Linked DNA regions of Homo sapiens: region 1 is linked to region 2. The links are chromatin loops, found by intact Hi-C in ENCODE. Cell type or tissue: PC-3. All regions are shown on one strand. Each heading gives the region's core, and the rest is flanking DNA. Links, peaks and the distances in the headings are about the cores only.

Region 1 (11,571 bases), core at 2,240-10,239, 210 kb before region 2:
GTGCTTTTTTTTTTTTTTTTTGAGATGAAGTCTTCACTCTTTTTGCCCAGGCTGGAGTGCAGTGGCACAATCTTGGCTCACTGCAACCTCCACCTCCCGGGTTCAAGCGATTCTCCTGCCTCACTTAGCCTCCCGAGTGGCTGGGATTACAGGCGTGCACTACCATGCCCAGATAATTTTTGTATTTTTAATAGAGACAGGGTTTCACCATGTTGGCCAGGCTGGTCTCAAACTCCTGACCTCAAGTGATTTGCCTGCCTTGGCCTCCCAAAGTGCTGGGATTACAAGGTGTGAGCCACCACGCTTGGCCTGTGTACTTTTAAATATTGTGCTCTCTGCTCTGTATTTTTTAAAATATCATTTCATGTACTTTTTGCTTTTGTATGCCATTCATGCCTGCTGTGTGGTGCCCACCATGGAGCCTACCTATAATGCTGTGCATACAGTAGGGCTCTGCAAATGCTAACTGGCATGAACAATGTATCCCCAAGTGATCAAAACTGCACTGCTTGACTATGCCTACTTATATAATAAGCTACTTCTTTTGTAACTTTATGAAAGAAGAAAAGAGAGAAATTCTTCTGTTCACGCTTTGGATAACTAGGATAACTCTGACCAGCTGAGCATCTAAAGGCAAGGTAGGAAGAGGTGAAGAGGGTAGAAGCTTTTCTTCTATTTTTCAGAGAAAAGTTCCATTCATGCCTGTTCAAAGGGGGTTCCCTGTTGCTACTGTTGCCCAGCTAGGAGGAAACTTAAGAACAAAGAAAAACATGCGTGTTTTCTCTGAAAAACTAGAGGCAAGACTATAAAGGGAAAAATAAAACATAGAATAACATCCTAAATTCCACTTAAAAATGCAATGGGCTATAGAAGTAAGGAACTCCACTTAACCAACTGAAATAACAGAAGAAGCCTTTCCTCATCCTGGAATGCAGAGTAATTTTCTTGGAGGGCAAGCTGATCATATACTAATGTGAAATAACTTCACATAAAAAGCAACCATACTTTGGCACTTCATTTGTGCTTTATTTGAATTTTTGCTCTTTAAAGTGCTAATTTCAATGAAAATGAAGAAAATTAAATTTCAGAATATTTTAGCCTACTGAATTCATGTTTTTGGTTTTAAAACAACAATGCTGTAGGGTGTAGGCATTTCTTTTTCTTACCTTATTATACTAGAACATAGAACATGCAGGACACTAAATAATAATTTCAGATTGACAGTTAACACACTTTTTTAGAGGCAGGGTCTCCCTCTGTCACCCAGGCTGGAGTACAGTTGCACGATCATGCCTCACTGCATGCTGGACTTCTTGGGCTCAAGCAATCCTCCCGTCTCGGCCTCCCAAAATGCTGAAATTACAGGTATGAGCCACCTCACCTGGCCTCACACTACATTTTAAGCTTTAGGAATAATTCTTAATACATAGAAATAGAACTAAAGGAGGAATAGATGAACATAAAAGCAAACCTAGGATAAAGTGTCAGTCCTGTATTTATTTCTAGCTTATCCCCAACAACAATGCTATGTTTATTGTCACATCTTTAAAGACCTCAAAATCGGTTGCCTAGCATTACGCCAAAACTAACAGGGTGAGAATTAGAAACACAAGCAAGTTAAGGGACTTGGCAAAGCTAACTCTGTAAGCTAAATCTGCATAATGGACAAACTCTCAAAGTTCTGCTGGACTCAACCTCAACCCCCTAATGACAAAGAGAAGACAGCGTAAATAACATTATTTTCTTGGAAATAGGAAAAATTATAATTCCAAGAATGCATCTTGGGAGCAAAAGTGTATTTATCCTAGACAAGGATTTATGATTATCCTATGAAGTTGCATGCATAAAATATATATGGTCCCCTAAAAGGGAGAACTCTGTTGACCCTTTAGTTCATAGATTAATGTCAAAAAATAAATAAAAACACAATTTCTCTCTTTATGCCTTCCAGTGGTGTGGCTCATGTGGTGGGAAAAGGAGGAAGGAGTTATTTAGATTTTTGAGTTCAATTTTTCTTTTATCTGATCAGAATAAGAGTTGGTTGGGGAAAATTTCCTATGCAAATATTGATTCTGGGACAGTTCCCTCCAGCGAAACACGTACACAGGAATGACAGCTTCTGGGACCGAGGGAGGCTAGGAGCTTCACTCTCTGCCAACACAAACCATCTCCTTATCTCTCAACACACAGAGTCTAAAAGCAAGTAATGGCCTTTGAAAATAACTTACCATAACAAAAGATACAAGTGCAAGATCTAAAGCATATGCTTTGAGTGGTGAGCATTAGTGCCCACAGGAGAACTAAGCATGTATGTGGATTAATTAACAGATTCGTTAAGGGTACCTAGTTTAAATGTATCTATTTGTAAATTAGCCAAGAGGGATTCAAGGTGAATGAGTGTTGAAAGCCTCCTAGGATTGTGGGGCTTAACTTGATAGTGCTTTCTTGTTGCCTTGGGGACAAAACAGGTTTTCTCTCCCCAGGACTTACTAGGATGGGTGCTAAAATGCAAACAAACAAACAAACAACAACAACAAAAAACAACTCTGTCAGTAACTCTATTATAATAATAATACTTAAACACAAAGGGGACTCATGTCCTTTCTAAATGATGTTATTTAATTTCTGCTGATCAACTTTGTAAAGGTAAGAGCCCCACTAACAAGAAAACATTAAACACACAATGACTGTCGTGTGCTGACTCTCATCAGGACCATTATTTAAAAATCAACCAACCCATTTCTTTAAAAAAATCTTACAAACCAACCCCAAAGATGACTACAGATAGAAACTGAGCATTTCAAGCCTCAATGTGAGACATCAGCAAATAGTTAAGAAAAATAACTTATTGGGTACTCTGCCAAGAACTAAAGTTTTGTCAGTAATATAATCTTTCACCTGTGTAGCATTTTTACAGAGAGAAAACTCTTTCATTAAGGGTCTCATCTGATGTTCAACCTGAAATGCTGGGCAGATAAAATCACCCCCATTTTACAGATGAGGAAACTGAGACTAGTGAGGTGAAGTAATCTGCCTTAGGCCTCAAATGTAAAATGTACGTGTCGGTGACAGTTCATCACTGCTACAGTCAAGGATGGAACAGAACAGGGCTGGTCAAACTGCACATCAGCAAATCCATTCACATGGATCCTGACCAGGGTTTCTTTTCCCTCTTAATGAAATAGAACAGAATATCATAGGAAGAATAGAAAAATAAAGATCAAAATGTTTTGCAACTAGTAAAGTATTTTTCACAAGTATGGAAGAGAGGTGTACTAGGTCGGAATCTTTTACATGTTCTGTGGGTTGTGGACATAAAAATGTTAGGAAAACACCATAGTGTTTCCAGGCCACAGGAGGCAGAGCCCAGTTCTTCATTATCTAAATAATCAGCTATTTTTTGTACCATCCTGGAGTGGGGTCACAATATTTACTTTTGGAGGCCCTTCAACAATACTCCAACCACATTCAGCCCTGGGAGATGGCACAGAAACAAGCCTGCAGTGAGAAATGTTTAGACACTATACTCATTTTTGCTATCAATATATATAATCATAAATGCTTCCAAATACTCAAATCTTTTCCATTCTTTAAAAAGGAAGAAAAAAGGTAATTGTAACATTTCTGCCTCATCACTGTATTTTTTTAGTGTTAAAATTAGAAAAGTAGGGGTCAGTGTTCACCATAAAGCCACTCCATATGGTATTATAACCTGGCCCATCCAGTGCCATTGAACTTCTCTTTGAAGGTGGACCAATGACCACTACATCTCTGCTCCAGCGTGTTTTCTCAACCCCAATCTGTTCAGCTGAACTTGAGACTGTTGACTTAAAACTCTCTTTTCTGTGTCCCTATCATCCTCAAATCTTCTAAAAATGCAAGCTTTCCCCAGGCTCTCTTTTCTCTCTTTGCCTCTTTCCTTGGTGATCTTATCTGTTACTAGGGTTTCAACTTTCACTGCAATACAGTTTATTCTCAAATCTGTCTCCATTTCTGCCCACTTCTCTGAGTTCCAGGCCCACATTTCCAGTCACGAGTTGAATATTTTCATTTCACAGATGGTAACATGTCTGCTACATACAAGCTGCTGTGATAGGTGTAGTGGCACAATCTGCACCTCAAGAAAGAGTAATTGATTTAATACGGCGTGAGGACACGAAGGTCTGAAATCACAAGCATCTTCCTGCTCCTGGGATATTTCAGTTTAGATCACCACCAAGTACTGAAGCTACAAATCTCAGGCACCTTCATGGTCCTCCTTCCCCTGAGCCTTCACCTCAATCTCTCCCTAAATCCTGTCACTTCTACCTCTGGAATGATTCCACCTGTCATCCTCTCTGCCATGGTCACATCTCATGTAGGCTGCTACGGCATGGCCTCTCCCTCCATCCATTCTCCACACAATTGCCGGAGTTCCATCCCCAGAATGGAAGTCTGATCAAGCCATCCCCCTATCCTGCCTATGCCTGCTTAGAGCACATGAGGGTCACACGGAGATAAATACCAATTCAGGCTCCATAGCCCCATCCCCAGTGTCTCTGATGCCATGGGACTTAGCTCAGGGATGTGCAGGTTTGAAAGCTCTGATACCTGTGATCCCCACTCTATTGAACACTGGCCAATGTTCAGGTGGAAGCCCTCAACCTGGCCTCAAAGGCCAGGCCATTAGGTCTTGGACCCTCTCCCCAGGTGCTGCATCTCTTCCTTTGTACATTTCTTTGTCTCTAACCTGGAATGCCCTTGTCCCTGCCTTCACCAGGTGAAATTACTCTTGTCCACCGGGCTCCCCAGCCCAAACACCAGCTCCTTAATGAAGAGTCTTCTGAGTCCTCATTCTCTGCATCTATGGCCCCTGACAAAATGAAGAGTGCTTCCTCCTAGCCCAACAAAGCTCTTTTTCTGTACACTTGATATTTTTTAGTCAGCAACACAAATATCTGTCTTTGCTAACCTACATTATGAGTTCTTCGAGAGGACAGAGTATATATTTTCATATTCCCAGTGAAACTGACCCAATAGTCCCATAGATAGTTTTTGTTGTTGTTGTTGCTGTTTTTTTTTTTTTGGATAAACATAGAAATTGACCCTTCTGGTCTTAAAGCTTGAGACTTATATTTGTTTTATCTGAGTTCTTTCCTCAGGAAACAACCTTTAGGCTTCTCAAAAAAAAAAAAAAAAATCAAAAGAATTGAAACTTACCAGATCACTGCATCCAGACATGACAGGCCAGACCCTTCATTCATCCTGATTGCTTCCTTTCCCCTCCCTAGTTTCTGCTTTCTTATACCTGTTACATTTCTTCCCTGCTATATTAGCCCCTAGTTTTAGTTGGTCAGGGAAATGGATTTGAGACTGAGCTCCCAACTCCTCCGCTGCAGCACCTAATTAAAGCCTTCTTCCTTGGCAATAATCCTCGTCTCAGAGATTGGCTTTCTGTGTGGTGAGCAGCAGGACCTAGATTAAACCCCTCATGTTTCAGTAATACCAGCACCTGGAATAATTTCTAGAACACAGAGGTACTAAGTAATGGTCTACTGAACTGAACAAAGGTAGTCAATTCAGACAGTAATAATTATAAGACAGATATAAATAGAGCAAAATGTCAATGCAGTTTGTGGGGAGGGGGTTAACATCATGAAAGGCATCCAGGAAAATGCGGATTCTGATAGGTAAATGAGAAAAGGGGAGAAATGCAGTCGAGAGCTGGCATAAACAAACGTAAACTGAAGAAACCCCTGGGATCTGACATGGGAGCAGGAAGTAGATCATAATTGGAAAATGTTAGAAAACCTCTGGTAGAGGTCCTGGCAAGACTGCACTGAGCCGTGTGGCCATTGAGGGCAGGTTAATAATTTGATACCTCTTTGTGCCAACATTTGTTAAATATCTGTTCAGCATTTACTTATTAGGGCTAGTGAAAAATCAAATTTCTATTAATAAAAGGTGAATACCATTTCTTGGAATTTAGCAATTCACTTTTCTCGAATTATCTCAATTAGGAATTTTTCTGATACTTTAAAAATTATTTTGTAAATTGTAAATTGACAAATTGTAGTTGTGTTTATTTTCTGACACTCATAATTTTTCCAACACACTAAGGAGAGAGGTAAAGCACATACATGGATAAAATCACATTGCCCAGACCCAGCAACACCCCATGCGTGATCTGGTTTCAGAAATGTCACTACTCACCAACCAAAGCCAACTAGTCTATAGGCTGGTGGCGTTGCCTTGTTAGGCCTTGAGCAATGACATTATGCTCACTGAAAAAGAATACCTCAGTCATTACACAAGCTCAACAAGGAGTATTTATAACTTTTCAGTAAGTGAGATCAACTTCCTTGGCCAAAGCAGAATCCATTTACATTTGACAGTTATATGATTCTTCATTTAAAAAATGAGTTAAATGGGAGCATATATCCATTATACCAGTGATGTTGTAAGGCAGGTGTGTGGTTGGTCCTCTCCTTAATCAGATTCCAAGATTATGCTCACTTTACAGATGGAAAAACTGAGGCTGAGAGATGTCAGATAGTTTGCACAGAATTATACAGGAAGTGAGTAAAGGAGACAGTTAAGTACACTCAGGTCTGACACTATCTGTACCAATATGTTTTAAAGATTAAATAGCCTAAAATAAATTGAACAGAAATGAGGCTGAAAACAAACAAAAAAAAGCAGGAGCTTTATTTCAAACAGTATAAGCATGAACTGACTTAGATTTCCTACTAAGAACTAAGGAATCTGATGTTTAAAGAAGTGATGTTTGATGAGTCAGTGAGGGATGGGGCTGGGATTGCAATGGAAGCTGGCTGCCTTTCAGTTCCCAGGGCCCTGCTATGGAGATGTGCCCAGGTGGGCCTGTGCTGGGAGAGTGGAGGCAGGAGTGGTCACTGGCAGCAATGTCATTAAGGCCGTAATGACTTACACAATTTTAAGTGTTCCTACCCATTGCCTTCCCCCCAAATCCTCCCTAGGCCTTCCAGCCCATGGTTCTATAGAAAAAGATAATAAATGTTTGCTACATGAAAGAAATGTATTATTTTTATTAACGTTTGAATAAAGGTGTGCTGTATGTTCGGGAAAGCCATAGCACTCAGACAGCCCAATAAATCTACTGTGGGGAGACTGAAAGCAGAGGTGGCTGAAAAGCTCCCATCTCCCCCATCAGATACTCCATGCTCAGCACACTTGACAAGGGGCAACTCAAGCCACTGAGAGAGTTCTGGGTGGCCTCGCTCCACCCTCCCTGCTGCCTTACTGATTGCATGATTTATCCCTGCCCTACAGCAGAGAGGACTCCATTTCAACTCTTACATCTTTTTTTTTTTAATAGCTAAGACTCTCCAAGCTTCTCTTCTACTTCTTAATAGGTTTTTACAGTGTTTTCTTTTGATTAAGATTTAATATACGTCCATTCAATGGAAAAGTTATTCAACAGAAAACAATGATAATGTCGTTAGAGCAAAAGGTATCTCATATCGGTTCCTTTAATTAGAGCATAAATACTTATCCCACTGGCTTGGGGTAATACAGAGGTAATCAGTAATTGATACCAGTAGCCCGTTTCATTGCCATTCTTATAAGGAAATGTACTGGAAAAAAGGTTTTTTTTTGGCCGGGTGTGGTGGCTCATGCCTGTAATCCCAGCACTTTGGGAGGCCGAGGCGGGCGGATCACCTGAGGTCAAGAGTTCGAGACCAGCCTGCCCAACATGGCAAAACCCCGTCTCTACTAAAAATACAAAAAATTAGCCAGGAGTGGTGGCGAGTGCCTATAATCCCAGCTACTCAGGAAGCTGAGGCAGGAGAATCACTTGAACCTGGGAAGCAGAGGTTGCAGTGAGCCAAAATCACGCCACTGCACTCCACCCTGGGCATCAGAGCAAGACTCCACCTCAAAAAAAAAAAAAAAAAAAGTTTTCTTTTAATGCAAAGGTGGCTTGTGTATTATCCAACTAAAATAAAACCTTGATAAACAAAAATCAAGTTAACCTTAGCAACAGGTTTGGGTTTTTTTTTTTTCAATATTTTTCTCGAGAGGCAGAAAGGCTTTACTTTTTTCGGTTGTTTGTTTTTTGAGACAGAATCTTGCTCTATCACGCAGGCTGGCATGCAGTGGCGCCATCTCGGCTCACTGTAACCTCCACCTCCCGGGTTCAAGCCATTCTCCTGCCTCAGCCTCCCAAGTAGCTGGGATTACAGGTGCCCACCACCATGCTCGGCTAATTTTTTGTATTTTTAGTAGAGACAGGGTTTCACCATGTTGGCCAGGCTGGTCTTGGACTCCTGACCTCAAGTGATCCGCCTGCCTCAGCCTCTCAAAGTGCTGGGATTACAGGAGTGAGCCACCATGACTAGCCAGCTTTACTTTTTTTTTGTGCCTTTCAATGTTGTGTTCTAGTGACAATACAGATTCAGGTCAATCTGCTATCATCACACAGTAAAATATTGAGCAGCAACGATTCCTAGATATTGCAAAATGTTCATTCACTTAAAAAGATCCTAGTGTACTCCAATACTCTACACAATTTCTCTCAGAAATTAAATTGTAAAAGATTTATTTCAGCCAGCAAAAGAAAAACAACTCTGAGCCTACCTATGTGTCAGTACAAAGCTCTGTGTGCTTTAGGCCATCTCATTTAGCCCCTCCAACAAGCCCCAGAAGCATGTGCCATTAGCTCCATTGTCCAGAATAAGAAAATGAGCCTCTAGAAGTCACTAAGTCATGCCAAGTGGCTAAGCCAGGACTGAACCTGAGTCTTTTGATTTGCTTTTCACAGCTACTTGATGCTGCCATGGGGATTGTAAACCAGAAAACTCAACAGGTCAGGTCTAAAGGACATTCTTGTTAACTAAAGTTTATTGCAGACATCTACATTTTAAAACATTTATTGCAACTTTTTGCCACTTATATTATGCTCATTAAGTTTTTTTGTTTCTGAATTGTCAGTAATTTTACTGCCAAATCTTCCCAGTAGACATTACAGTGGAATTTTAAAACATACAGTGGAGCCACCAAGAATTCCCCAGGTGTCCTTGTGTTTGCAAATACAAGCAGTGACACCAAATGAGCCACTAAATAAATAGAGGGGGCAGGGGCAGTCCAAGATAAGTCCAGGAAATAAGACTGGAAAATTTGCCTTAACCCCCATCAAAACCTATCCTGCTAGAATTTAAAGGAACTTCCTTTTATTATACATTAGGGAAAAATAAAGCATTATTCCTACAATACTTCTTGTACAATTGTTTGTGAAATTACATCAACTCACCAAGTTTCAATTTCATTACTTGTAAACGGGAGATGATAAAAACCTATGGGATGGATGTGTGGAAGGAGGGATGGATTTAAACTACTTAATCAATGTTAGTGACTTTATATTATTATACAAAACATGGTGATATGCTTTTTTGCATTGTTATCTGTGGATGGGATGGTTTTCCTCGTCAGACCCACCTGCCACTGGGGTAGAGTGGAAGATAAGGAATATAAAAACAAAGTCATTAATATTTATATTCCAACACCCAAAGCAGAACTTTGTGGCAAGACAACAGACTTGAAATGGCAGAATCTGTAGAGATTCTGTTACCTTTCTTTGCATATCATGAACCAACTCTTTAAGTCCCAGATCTTGACCTTCTCTCCTGCGATGCTAAGTTGCAGGCTCCTCCCCTAAAGGAGGAAGTCAGGAAGTGACAGGTTGGAAAAGTTCAAGGCTGTCCCCATATTGCATCAAGTAGACTGTGGGAAGAAGGGTGACAAGGCAACAGAAAGGGCAGGTAAAAAGCTATGGGCCTGATCTCCCTTGGCTGGGCTAGGTCTGAGAGGGTGAGGCCAGAGAGATGGCCGAGGGTAAACTGTGGGCAGGGGTGCTGGTTTGCACACAGATCAGTCTTGGCACACAGAGAAGACTGCCCCAAAGTCTGCCCCCAGCACCTCTGGAAGTCAGCAGAGTCACAGCAAGTCAGCAGCTATTTTTCCTGAGTAGCTCTTCTTTCCCAGGATGGGAAGGTTCCTAGCACTTAGCAGTTTCCACATGCCCTGGGGATAGGGACTTGCTATGGAGCCTCCCCTTACAAAAGGCAAAGGTCTGGATGGAGCATGTGGCAGGGAGGCCATAGGGTTTAAGTTCTGCCAATATGGGGTGGGGCAGCCAGAAAGGCCTAGAGACCCTGACCCAGCTGAGAAGGGCCCCTGGTCACCACTCGAATTCACTAGGGCAGAGTGACTGGCATGGTCCATGTGGCTCCAACAATCCCTGCATGCCAGGGAATGAGCGATCCAAAAGTGGGGACTGAAACCAGCCCCAGGAAGCAGCTACATCTTAAACAGACTTTTCATTATGAAAAGAGTTCAAATTGCTGGGCGCGGTGGCTCACGCCTGTAATCCTAGCACTTTGGGAGGCCGAGGCAGGCGGATCACCTGAGGACAGGAGTTCGAGACCAGCCTGACCAACATGGAGAAACTCCATCTCTACTAAAACTACAAAACTGGCCGGGCATGGTTGCTATTTGGGAGGCTGAGGCAGGAGAATCACTTGCAGGAGAATCACTTGAATCCAGGAGGCAGAGGTTGCGGTGAGCCAAGATCACGCCATTGCACTCCAACCTAGGCAACAAGAGTGAAACTCCGTCTCAAAAAAAAAAAAAAAAAAGAAAGAAAGAAAGAAAGAAACAAGAGTTCAAATCAGAAACAACTACAATATTGCTCAGTGACAGTGGGTAGCAACTTGTAAGGACCACAGAGCCACTGTCAAAAATAAAGAACATAGCATTTCCCCTCTACATTTCAGTGCAGTTAATAATTCTGAAAGCCTCTATATTACCATTTTTGAATATCAATGTAAGTACTTACGGCTCACAAAAGAAAGCAATCTCATAAGACTGTCAAATAACGAAACTAAGCCAAAATATATTTGGGGATAAAAAAGTTTTTTTTGTTTGTTTGTTTTTGTTTTGTTCTTGAGACAGAGTCTGACTCAGCCACCCAGGCTGGAGTACAGTGGTGCGATCTCAGCTCACTGCAACCACTGTCTCCCGGATTCAAGTGATTGTCCCAAATCAGCCTCCCGAGTAGCTGGGATTACAGGCACCCACCATCATGCCCAGCTAATTTTTGTATTTTAATAGAGATGGGGTTTCACCATGTTGGCCAGGCTGGTCTTGAACGCCTGACCTCAGGTGATCCACCCGTCTCGGCCTCCCAAAGTGCTAGGATTACAGGCATGAGCCACTGTGCTCAGCCAAAAAAAAATGCTGATAGAGCATTAGTTATCAGCCCAATCTATTTCTTAAGTTTTAATTTTTAATTGACAAATAAGAGTTGTATATATTTATGGGATACAATAGGATGCTTTGATGTATGCATACATTGTGGAATGATTTTAGAATGACTATGTATACATTGTCAAGTGATCATATCAAACTAACATATCCATCACCTTCCATACTTATCATTTTTTTACAGTGAAAACATTGAGAATCTATTCTTTTAGTAATTTTGAAATAGATACTACATTATTATTAACTATAGTCACCGTGCTGTGCAATCGATATGGAAAAGTTAGTCCT
Region 2 (11,571 bases), core at 1,385-9,384:
GTGAGCACTCTTGATGTTAAAGATGACTGGTAGCCTTAGTATAGAAGCAGCTCTAATTTAGCATGGCCTGGTTCCACTTTGTAACCAGAGTCACTTTCTCTTCTGGGACATCACTGATGTCTCAGTAATGGGCAAAAACCTTATTATATTAGGCACTTTGCACAAGCATTTCACTTCCTTAATTGGTCACCATTGCTTATTAAATGCCAGGCCAACTTCCAATACAGTTTGGTGACAGAGGCCTGTCATCAACTGTTATAAAGAAATGACTTCTTGTGTGTGTACTGGTCAGCTTGTAATTCAGTTGGTTGGAAGATCAGTCAATATTGTATATTTATAAAAGAGTAGATTCAGTAACCACTTTGGCATGAAGCATGCTGCCTGTGTTTTATATTTTATATAATACATAGTAGTTCTATTGACTCTAAATAAATACTTGACAATGACTGTTTTAATAGATTCCAAAGATGGAATGTCCACAAACACATCATTTGTAGGGCAAAGCTGACACAAATCACATTTGTGGGAGTAAAGTGGGAACTCATCCCTGTGCAATGGTCAAATGCTCCACATATTTTTGTTAGGATGGAAGGGTGTTTAGTAAGGTCCTTCATGTAATCAAGACCTGTCCTGGTGTGCAGCCATAGAAGCCAATTTGTTTTACTTCTGGTACACTGACCAGCATCCCTTAGGACAGGAAGAGATGGATATACCCAAATTGCATTGCCACCTAGTACTTCGGCAAACACTTACTGAGGACCTGCCAGGTGCAAAGCACATTTACATGCATGACCTCATCTAAGGCTCACAAACAGTTATCACCATCTCCTTTTTACAGATGAGCAATTGAGATGCAAAGACATGAAGGCATTGGATAAACGTCATGCAACCCATATTGGTTTCATTTACCCTAGAAGGGATTTCTTGCTTTCAGTTGTATTTACCCTAGAAGGGATTTCTTGCTTTCAGTTGCTGGTTTGCTTATTCATTCATCTAGTCATTATTCATCTATGGTTTATCATAGCGAGGCAACATTGTTTACTCTCATATCTCCTAAAACAATTTTAGAAACCTACATATCCTCTTGAACCTTTTTCAGATGAGACTTCAAGTTTCCCTTCCCGTGTTAAAATAGTTGCAAAGATGTAATTATGGCACGTAGTCAATATTGACACTTTACAACAAAATGTTAATGAATGCATTTCTATATGGCCAAAGGAATATAGATACCAATTATATTTTTCCATTATCCAAAGGAATATAGATAGAAATGATATATTTATCATCTAAAATTTTAAAATACATGAATGATCTTTTAATAGAACTTTTTTCCTTGAACTCATATTTCCATTTCATTTCCCCAATATTACCTCATTTTTAAGGGACCTCACGCTTAAAAATATGTTATCATTCTATTATAATTCTGTGTAGTAATAATATTAGTCAAATTAATTTTTTTAATTTGCTATAATCTTAAGACTTTAGATGTTAAAATTTTTCTTCTGGATTGGCTTATCATTAAAATTATGAAGAAATTATTCAGAACAACATAAATATGACAACTTTAGACAATGCAGCATAAAATCAGGAGAGGTATACTTTTTTTTTGAACACAGAAAGCAAGATGGGAAAAAAGAATGTTTCTCATGATATCTCCCTGCAGGCATGTTCTGAGGCCAATCTTATTAGGAAAGAGTACATGTGGAAGTCTGGGATATGGAAATTAATTCTCTGAGATACACCCAATCTAGCATATCCCAGCTGGAAGGCTGCTTCCCTGGGAGCCAAAAGCACAGAAGGTCCTTGAGGGGCCATGGGACACACGAACAAGCAAGCAAGAGCAAGTTAGACATGCCAAGCATTGTATCTGGTAGGGACTAGGTAAGGTAAGAGACAAGTACCATTTGTAATTTTTTTAATTTTTTAAGTTTTTAATTTAGGGGTATATAGTAGGTGTATGTATTTATGGAGTACATGAGATGTTTTGATATAGGTATGCAACATGTGATAATCACATAATGGAGAATGGGGTACCCATCCCAAGCATTTATCCTTTGTGTTACAAACAATCCGATTACACTCTTTCAGATTTTTTAAATGTATGATTAAATTATTATTGACTATAGTCACCCTGTTGTATTATCAAATAGTAGGTCTTATTCATTCTTTCTATTTTTATTGTACCCATTAACCATCCCCACCCCCTGATCTCCATCCCAAACACTACCCTTCCCAGCCTCTGGTAACCATCCTTCTACACTCTATCTCCATGAGTTCAATTGTTTTGATTTTCAGATCCCACAAATAAGTGAGAACATGCAATGTTTATCTTTCTGTGACTGGCTTATTTCATTTAATATAATGATCTCCAGTTACATTCATGCTGTTGGAAATGACAGGATCTTATCCTTTACTATGGCTGAATAGTACTCCATTGTATGTAAGTACCACATTTTATCCATTCATCTGTTGATGGACTCATAGGTTGCTTCCAAAATCTTGGCTATTGTGAACAGTGCTTCAAAAAACATGACAGTGCAGATATCTCTCTTTGATATAGTAATTTCCTTTCTTTTGGGTATATACCCAGCAGTGGGATTGCTGGATCCTATGGTAGCTCTGTTTTTAGTTTTTTGAGGAATCTCCAAACTGTTCTTCATAGTGGTTGTACTAATTTACATTCCCACCAACAGGGTACAAGGGTTTGCTTTTCTCCGTATCTTTGCCAGCATTTGTTATTGCCTGTCTTTTGGATATAAGCCATTTTAACTGGGGTGAGATGACATCTCATTGTAGTTTCGATTTGCATTTCTCTGATGATCAGTGATGTCGAGCACCTTTTCATATGCCTGTCTGCCATTTGTGCGTCTTTTGAGAAATGTCTATTCAGATCTTTTGCCCATTTGAAAATTGGATTAGATTTTTTTCCTATAGAGTTGTTTGAGCTCCTTTTATATTCTGATATTAACCCCTTGTCAGATAGGTAACTTGCAAATATTTTCTCCCATTCTGTGGGTTGTCTTTTTGTTGTGTCCTTTGCAGTACAGAAGCTTTTTAACTTGATGTGATCCTATTTGTCCATTTTTGCTTTGGTTGCCTGTGCTTGTGGAGTATTACTCAAGTGCTTGTGGAGTATCACTCAAGTGCTTGTGGAGTATTACTCAAGAAACTTTTGCCCAGACCAATGTCCTGGAGAGTTTCTTCAATGTTTCTTTGTAGTAGTTTCATACTTGGGATCTTAGATTTAAATGTCTAATCCATTTTGATTTGAGTTTTGTATATGGTGAGAGATAGGGGTCTAGTTTCATTCTTCTGCATATGGATATCCAGTTTTCTTAGCACCATTTATTGAAGAGACTGACTTTTTCCCAGTATATGTTCTTGGCACCCTTGTTGAAAATAAGTTCACTGTAGGTGTCTGAATTTGTTTCTGGGTTCTCTATTCTGTTTCACTGGACTATGTGTCTGTTTTTATGCAAGTACCATGCTCTTTTGGTTACTTAGGTAATGTGATTCCTGTAGTTTTGTTTTTTTTTTTTTGCTTAGGATGGCTTTGGCCATGGGTCTTTTGTGGTTCCATATAAATTTTAGTTTATTTCTATTTCTGTGAAGAATGTCATTGGTATTTTGATAGAGATTAAATTAAATCTGTACACTGCTTTGGGTAGTATGGACATTTTAACAATATTGATTATTCCTATCCATGAACATTGAATATTTTTCTATTTTGGGGTGTCCTCCTCAATTTCTTTCATCAGTGTTTTACAGTTTTCATTATAAAGATCTTTCACTTCTTTGGTTAATTCCTAGATATTTAATTTTGTGACTACTGAAAATGGGGGCCCGGCACAGTGGCTCATGCTTGCAATCCCAGCACTTTGGGAGGCCAAGGTAGGCAGATCACCTGAGGTCAGGAGTTCAAGACCAGCCTGGCTAACATGGTGAAACCTTGTCTCCACTACAAATGCAAAAAAATTAGCCAGGTGTGGTGGCACATACCTGTAATCCCAGCTACTCAGGAGGCTGAGGCACAAGAATTGTTTAAACCCAGGAGGCAGAGATTGCAGTGAGCTGAGATTGCGTCACTGTACTCCAGCATGGGCGACAGAGATTCTGTCTCAAAAAAAAAAAAGAAAAGAAAATTACTTTTTCAGATTGTTCATTGTTGGCATTTTGTATGTTGATTTTGTATCCTACAGCTTTACTGAATTTATCAGTTTTAATAGTTTTTTTTTTGTGAAGTCTTTAGGTTTTTCCAAATAAAAGATCACATCATCTGCAAACAAGGATAGTTTGACTTTTGTCTTTCCAATTTGGATGCCCTTTCTTTATCCGATTGCTCTAGCTAGGACTTCCAGTATGACGTTGAATAACAGTGATGAAAGTGGGCATCCTTGTCATGTTCCAGATCTTAGAGAAAAGGTTTTGTTTTTCCCCATTTAATATAATATAGCTGTTGGTCTGTCACGTGGCTTTTTTTATGTTGAGGTATATTTTATCTCCAGTATTTTGAGGACTTTTATCGTGAAGGCATGTTGAATTTTATCAAATAATTTTTCAGCATCAATTGAAATGATATGGTTTTTATCCTTCATTCTGTTGATGTATCATATTGATTGATTTGTGTATGTTGAACAATCCTTGCATCCCAGGGATAAATCCCACTTGGTCATGACAAATGATTTTTCTAATATATTGTTGAATTTGGTTTGCTATTATTTTGTTGAGGATTTTTGCAGCAATATTCATAGGTATTGGCCTGTAGTGTTTTGTGGTTTTTTAAAAATGTATCTTTGTCTGGTTTTAGTATCAGAGTAATACTGGCCTCTTAGAACGAGTTTGGAAGTACACTCCTTCTCTATTTTTTGCATTAGTTTGAGTAGGATTGGTATTAGTGGTTCTTTAAATGTTTGGTAGAATTCAGCAGTGAAGCCATTGGGTCCCAGGCTTTTCTTCACTGGGATTCATTAGTAATTTAAACAGGGGAAATCCAGTATAAAGAACTGATAACCAGACAAAGGATGATTAACTCCTAAAAAGCATAAAGGAAAAGTTTAAGATATAATTGAGGTAGAAATTACAGAAGGCTGCTACCACCCTTGACTGAGGGAAAGGTAAGTAAGGAAAGACTCTGGAAGCGAGGGCGTGGCTACTGCAGGAAAGAAGAAACAGGCTGCCAGAGGGTGCTCGTCACAGCACCCTGAGAACTGTCACCACTGAAATGAACGCTCCTGAGACCCTCCACACTCCAATTTGCTCATATTTGTGTGAGAAACGGAAAGAAAGTGACCCCTCCCTTCCTTTCAGCTTTGCAGGCTCCCTGCAGCGCCCTCTATTGGCAGACAATCCCCCCCCTCCCCGCGCCATACACCAAACCCAAACCCGCCGGTCAAAGAAGAGCCGGTAATGCGGTAATGTGCAGATTCTAGCTTCAGGATCACAAAGCAAGACAAAAAGGACGGTTTGGAGCTGCAAGGCAATAAATTAACAACTGGAACAAACGTCAAGAGAAAAGTACAGTTAAAGGATTACAGAGAAAGGATAAATGACTTTTACTCTCTCCTCTCCCCAAATCAATAGATTGATAGGCTGGGTCCTGAGCGAACTCCTTCAGTCTCGGGGTAAAAACTGCAGAGTAAGCAGGAACTACATGGTTCCCTTGCAGTGATGCCCAGGGCTGAGAATCTTACCCCAAGCTCGAGAAATCTTCACTTTTCTATGCAAGCACAGGGAGCCCGTTTTCTCACGTGTTCAGGAAGAACAACCAGGATTTCTAAGGTGAGAATTATTTGTCTTCCTGGCAGTTGCTAATCCCAATACCAGTCCCTGGAGATTGCTTTTTTGCTGAGCTTTTTCTCCTTTGAATCCTGCCCAAGAAGAGTAGGAAGGCAGGGAACAGGGGATAAACTATTTTGATTTCTCATATTTCTGCTCTGTTTTGAAGTGAAACAATTTCATACAGCCCCCAGATTGGCACATGTTCCCCCTTCCACCAACTCCCCTGCAGTCTTTCTCACTGCAGTCAGGAAGACATTATTTTAAAAAATTCGTGTCAGTGCCAACCAACTGCGACAGGATTTTATTTCAAAAATCATTCTGTTGGCTTTCCTCGTATGAAACTCTCTGCCATAGTCTATAAAACACTCCATTACCCATCTCAACCATCTTTAGAAAGAAGCCTTCTGAAAGGTCTCATGATGTGCAGAAAGTACACTGGCTTAGGGTAGAAGGCTGAGGCATTTCCATTTCCAGCACCAACTGTGCTATGTGCATGAGAAAAATCACTCAGTTTCTTACTGCCTCCCTCAGCATTTCCCCCTGAACTCTACAGAGACCCCTTTGCAGTCATTGGCCTCAGGGAGGTTGTAAAGTACCATATTCATGTCGTTGAGATGGAAAGGACCAAGGGAATCTGTTAGGGCAGCTCTAGTCTACACAGCTCTGTACCTGAAGCTCTTTTCTGTGACTTTTAATTTATGTTACTTTCTGAAGTTTTAGTTCTAAAATTAGGACATAATATAAAATACACAAATTGATGACCTTTTTGCATAAATATATACCTATGTAACAACCTTTGATCAAAACACAACATCAAATAATCCAAAAAGATCCCTTGTGTCCCTTCTTAGTCAATATACATCCCTGTCCCTAGATGTAACCACTATTCTGACGTCCATTGACATAGAGTTGTTATATCTCTTCTCAAATTGTATCTCTTTGTATACATGAAGTCTTACAGTATATACCCTTTTGTATCTGGCTTCTTTCACCTAATACTGTCTATGAGATTTATCAACAAGTAGTTCCATCCTTTGTATTGCTGAGTAGTATTCCACTGTATGAATATACAGCAATGTATCCATTCTGCTGTTGATGGACATTTGGGTAGTTTCTAGTTTGGGGCTATTATGAATAAAGATTCTATGAACATTCTTGGACATGTCTTTTGGTGGACACATACATTTTTCTTGGGTATTGTATCAGTCCAATCAGAAGAGCAAAACTATGTAATAACTTGAATAGGAAAAGTTTAATATAACAAATGTTTATAACAGGAATAACAAGGGATTGGCTAGTAAGAAAGAGAAAGCTAAAGAATGCAGGAAGAACAGAGATAAGGAGCAATTACCAGCCCTAGGGATGAGAGAGAACTCTCAAGAAAGACCCACCTCCAACCCCTGCCTCAGGCCTAATCCATTTAAAATATTTGTTCTCCTTTTACTCCGCCAGTTCAATTACTGCAAAGATCTTATTGGAGAGTGCATAGCCATTGTTCGCCGAATAATAGAGAAGTCACTATAGTGCTGTACTGGTGGAATCTTCTGGAATAGCCCTCTGGAAGTTTCTGGAAATTCATCATCTAGGGTGCCAGAGACAGCTCTTCAGAGGGCATTGTTGTACCTGAGACACTTACTACAAAACTGACTGAAAGAGTAACCCAGAGAAGCTATAAGCCACTGGATGCTGCTGGCTGCCATGCACTGCAGGAGCTGAGAACTGGAGAAGCCCCAAGTGCTACAGGAGCTGGCTGCTGGAGAGGCTGCACATGCTGCAGTTGCTGGAGAAGCCATGTGTATTTTAGGAGCTGTGCACGGCCGAGGCTGCAGGTGCTGCAGGAGCTGGATGCTAGAGGAGCACCTTGCAGGAGCCTGGGGAGTAAGCACAGCGGAACCAGGAAGCAAAACTCTTCTCCTGCAATGTCTCATCAGCAACCTCACCTGACCAAGCTTCAGTACCAACTGGCAAAGAAAATATTATATATATATATATATATATGTATATATATATATATATTTTTTTTTTTTTTTGAGACAGAGTCTCGCTGTGTCACCCAGGCTGGAGTGCACTGGTGCAATCTCAGCTCACTGTAACCTCCGCCTCCCGGGTTCAAGTGATTCTTCTGCCTCAGCCTCTCGAGTAGCTGGGACTACAGGTGCTCGCCACCACACCCAGCTACCCTTTTTGTATTTTTAGTAGAGATGAGGTTTCACCACATTGGCCAGGATGGTCTCGATCTCTTCACTTCGTGATCCACCTGCCTCGGCCTCCCAAAGTGCTGGGATTACAGGCGTGAGCCACCGTGCCCAGCCTTAAAAATATTTTAAAGGCTCACAGAGCAGTCAGAAAGGGTCAAGTCATTGTTGAGAGACCATAAATCAGGATCTGGCACAGGTATGCACACAGAAGAGGAACTGCTGGGTCAGAGTTGTTACAAATTTAGCGTTAATGGATTTTGCCAGTTTTCCAAAGAGTTGCACCAATTTACAATCTCACAAATAATGTAGAATTCCAGTTGCTTCATATGCTTGCCAATACTTGATATTGTCAGTTTTTCTAATTTTAGACATTCTGGTGAGTATGAAGTGGCATTTCATTGTGATTTTATTTAGCATTTTCCTTAATGAGTAAAGATGTTGAGCAGCTTTTCATATACTTGTTAGATATTTGGATACCCTCTTTAGCAAACTCGTTAAAGTCCACTCCCCGTTTTTTATTAAGTTGTCTTTTTCTTATTGTAGTTTTATATATTCTGAATTTCAGTCCTTTATCAGATGCATATATTGCAAATAACTTTTCCCAACACGTGGTTTGCCTATGCTACCTTAACAAATACATTCACAGAGGCAGAAGATCAAAATACTGTGTCTTCCAATGTGCTATTTCTCACATATCAATGGTCACCAAGTCATGGTGATATGCTTATATAACTGGAATAAAATAATCTTTTGGAATTCATCTGTGCACTTGCCTAAAAAGGCAAACGAGTATTTCGAGTATTTCAAGAATCTTCCTGGCCGGGCACAGTGGCTCACGCCTGTAATCCCAGCACTTTGGGAGGCCGAGGAGGGCAGATCATGAGGTCAGGAGATCAAGACCATCCTGGCTAACACGGTGAAACCCCATCTCTACTAAAAATACCAAAAATTAGCTGGGCCTGGTGGTGAGCGCCTGTAGTCCCAGCTACTCGTGAGGCTGAGGCAGGAGAATGGCGTGAACCCAGGAGGCAGAGCTTGCAGTGAGCTGAGATTGCGCCACTGCCCTCCGGCCTGGGCAACAGAGCGAGACTCCATCTCAAAAAAAAAAAAAATCTTCCTAATCCATTTAAAATATTTCTTCTCCTTTTACTCCACCAGTTCAATTACTGCAAAGATTTCTGAAAATGAGGAAAAGATCCATGGTTTGGATTGATTATGGCAGTTTCTGTTAGAATCAGATTGTCTTCCTCAGTTTCCAAGGAAGAAATCGTGCTTAAAAACCAACAGTGTGATAATGCTGCTTCTAAGCATTCCAGTGGCAACTCTCCTTCCCTGTCATGGTGCTTTATAATTATTGGTTGTTTTCCTTTTCACCATTATGCTCCTTGAAAGCAGGAGCCAACCATTCTTATTCATCTTTATAACCCCAAGGCTAGCCCAGGAACTGGTGTGTCCTATGTACTCAGTGAATGTTCCTTGAATATCTCAATTTAGTCACAGTAATCATCTATTTCAGATGTGAGTTGAGACACAAACGGAATTTTTACTTATGCCCATTTTGAATGGATGTTGGTGTTGATGATAGATAAGGGGAAAGATGTGAATCTGAAAGAAATGTCTGACTCCTTGAGTCATGAAAAAAGGGAAATTAGAACCCCCAGCCAATCCTTTCGAGATGAAAACTGATAGAGAGGAAGAAAAGAGAGTCTGGTTTAGGCCAAGAAGGGAACAGAAGGAATCGGATGTAGTGCCACAGGGATGGCTAGCTAGGAGAGAGAGCAAAGCAGAGGGTAGCAGCCAATCTAGGAACCCCTTAGCGGAACTCGCCAAGCCCAGCTGCGTGTAAGATTCACCCTGGCTGCACCGCAGACCACCTGATTCAGAATGGGGGTGGGATAGGCAGCTATATATATATATATATATATTTTTTTTTTTTTTAAGTATCCTGGGTGGTTCTGATGCATGACAAACATCAAGAATGTCTGCTCTACAGCAATGTGAAGCTGGACAGCGTCTTCCAAACATTAACCCTGAAGTCTGTGTTAACAAAAGGCCGAGTCTCTAAATGTCCTGGGATAAATCCAGAGGATCCACCAATTAGAGATCTGGGTGCTGCAAAGTGAGCATTAGATCTCAGGGTAGATTTAGGCTTCTGGTACTGAGGACTTAATTGTCTTTCACTGTAAACAGAAAAGCTGTAAAAGGGAGTTCTGATTTTTAATTGGGGGTAGAAAAAATAAATTAGGAATTAGGAAGCAGAAAAGGTGATTACCCTGAGTAAAATGCCACAATGAGCCAACTGTATTCCTTTTTCGCTATAATTGTTACAATTAGCCAATTGTGGCCCAATTGCACCCTGAGAGTGCCACACACTGTGGTGAAGCCATTGTAGTAATTAAAAGGTTAAGGTTGAGAAATGGAGGGCCTTTAGTGCCAAGGCTAGGAGAGCAGCTGCCTACCAAGCATAACTGCACACTAGGAAATTTGTTCCTGAGGTAAGTGGCTTCACTAGTGGGTCAGCCTCACCTTTAAAATTCTACAGTTCTATGATATGCACTGTAAGATGTGAAGTCATGGTTATTTTTGAATCTGAGTTTTCTTGCTAATGCCAGCGTGCCTTCCTAAGTCACACTTTCCATGTGACTGCACCTGGCAGTTGCTGGAAGGGCTTGGGCCAAGCACAGAGAACTAGAAAACCTATGGGAAAGTTTTAAACTTTGTAAACCTGAAGTTCAGATAGAAAGTGCAAAGTCAACTGCAAGGTCCTCACCTGCCCACATGATGACATGGTATTAGAAAATGAAAACCAAGGAGGTTAAAATGCATTGTAATTATTGGCGTTACTCTGCAATGAAATCTGCACTGGGGATCCTTTGTCCCCAAAAAACCCCAACAGGATAAACCAGCTCTCCCACCATTTCCCATCCCAGCCAAACTCACCCAGCCAAACATACAACAGCTTAATTTATTGTAAGTCCAGATGAGCCATTCCAATAAGTTGTTAGGGTTAGGCTTACTTCTAAGAACACCAGACAATATAATGTAGCTGAAGAAGAAAAAATTACATCATTTTGACCATGAGGAGCTCTGCTTCTTCATTCAATAAACATATCAGGTGACAACTATGTGCCAGGCACAGTGCTGGGTGCCAAAATCACAGAGGAAAAAATGTGATGCCATGGAGGTGAATACGAGGAAGAACCAGAGAGAGAAACAAACATATTTAGTTAGTGTACTAAAGTGCAATGGCAGAGAAATGCACAGGGGGCCATGGGAGCACCCAGTAGAGGCTCGGAGCCAGAGAAGATTGTAACCAGGGAGGAGGAGGAGTTGATGCCTCAGTGGAATCTTAAAGGAGAGGTGGAGTCGAAGGTGGCCTGAAGCCACTTATACTGGCTTGCGAGATCCAACACATTTTTTCCCATTTCTGCATTCAGTGACCAGATTTGTAGCTTGAAGTCAGCAGTGGTATGAATATTTATACCTCAGAGGCAAACTCTACACATCAACCTTTTTTCTCCGCTAGAGTCAGTTGTTAAACACTAAACAGCGCACCACTGGGTAGGCCATAGACAGATGGAGGGAAAGCATTTTG

What was found. Hi-C counts contacts between places; a loop is a spot of excess contacts. Peaks named below come from ENCODE experiments on the same cell type or tissue, not always from the same donor. Only the 100,000 strongest peaks of a DNase experiment are listed, where the experiment ranks them.
Region 1: a loop joins it to region 2, with 2.6 times the contacts of the local background. A loop is called at or near these places in 2 of 110 quality-filtered maps.

The regions. Positions count from the first base shown.
Region 1 is chr7:22,232,311-22,243,881 of GRCh38, forward strand. All of the region lies in intron 7 of RAPGEF5 (Rap guanine nucleotide exchange factor 5), which reads right to left. Among named protein-coding and RNA genes, the nearest start is that of RAPGEF5, 120 kb to the right of the region's middle. RefSeq lists an enhancer at 9,906-10,406. In PC-3, for the core only: no CTCF peak of the experiment used is centred there; a DNase peak (open chromatin) is centred at 6,781; H3K27ac peaks cover 1,200 bases.
Region 2 is chr7:22,447,073-22,458,643 of GRCh38, forward strand. All of the region lies in intron 4 of STEAP1B (STEAP family member 1B), which reads right to left. Among named protein-coding and RNA genes, the nearest start is that of STEAP1B, 47 kb to the right of the region's middle. RefSeq lists enhancers at 944-993, 1,004-1,073. In PC-3, for the core only: CTCF peaks have their summits at 5,340 (motif pointing left) and 5,542; no DNase peak of the experiment used is centred there; H3K4me3 peaks cover 806 bases.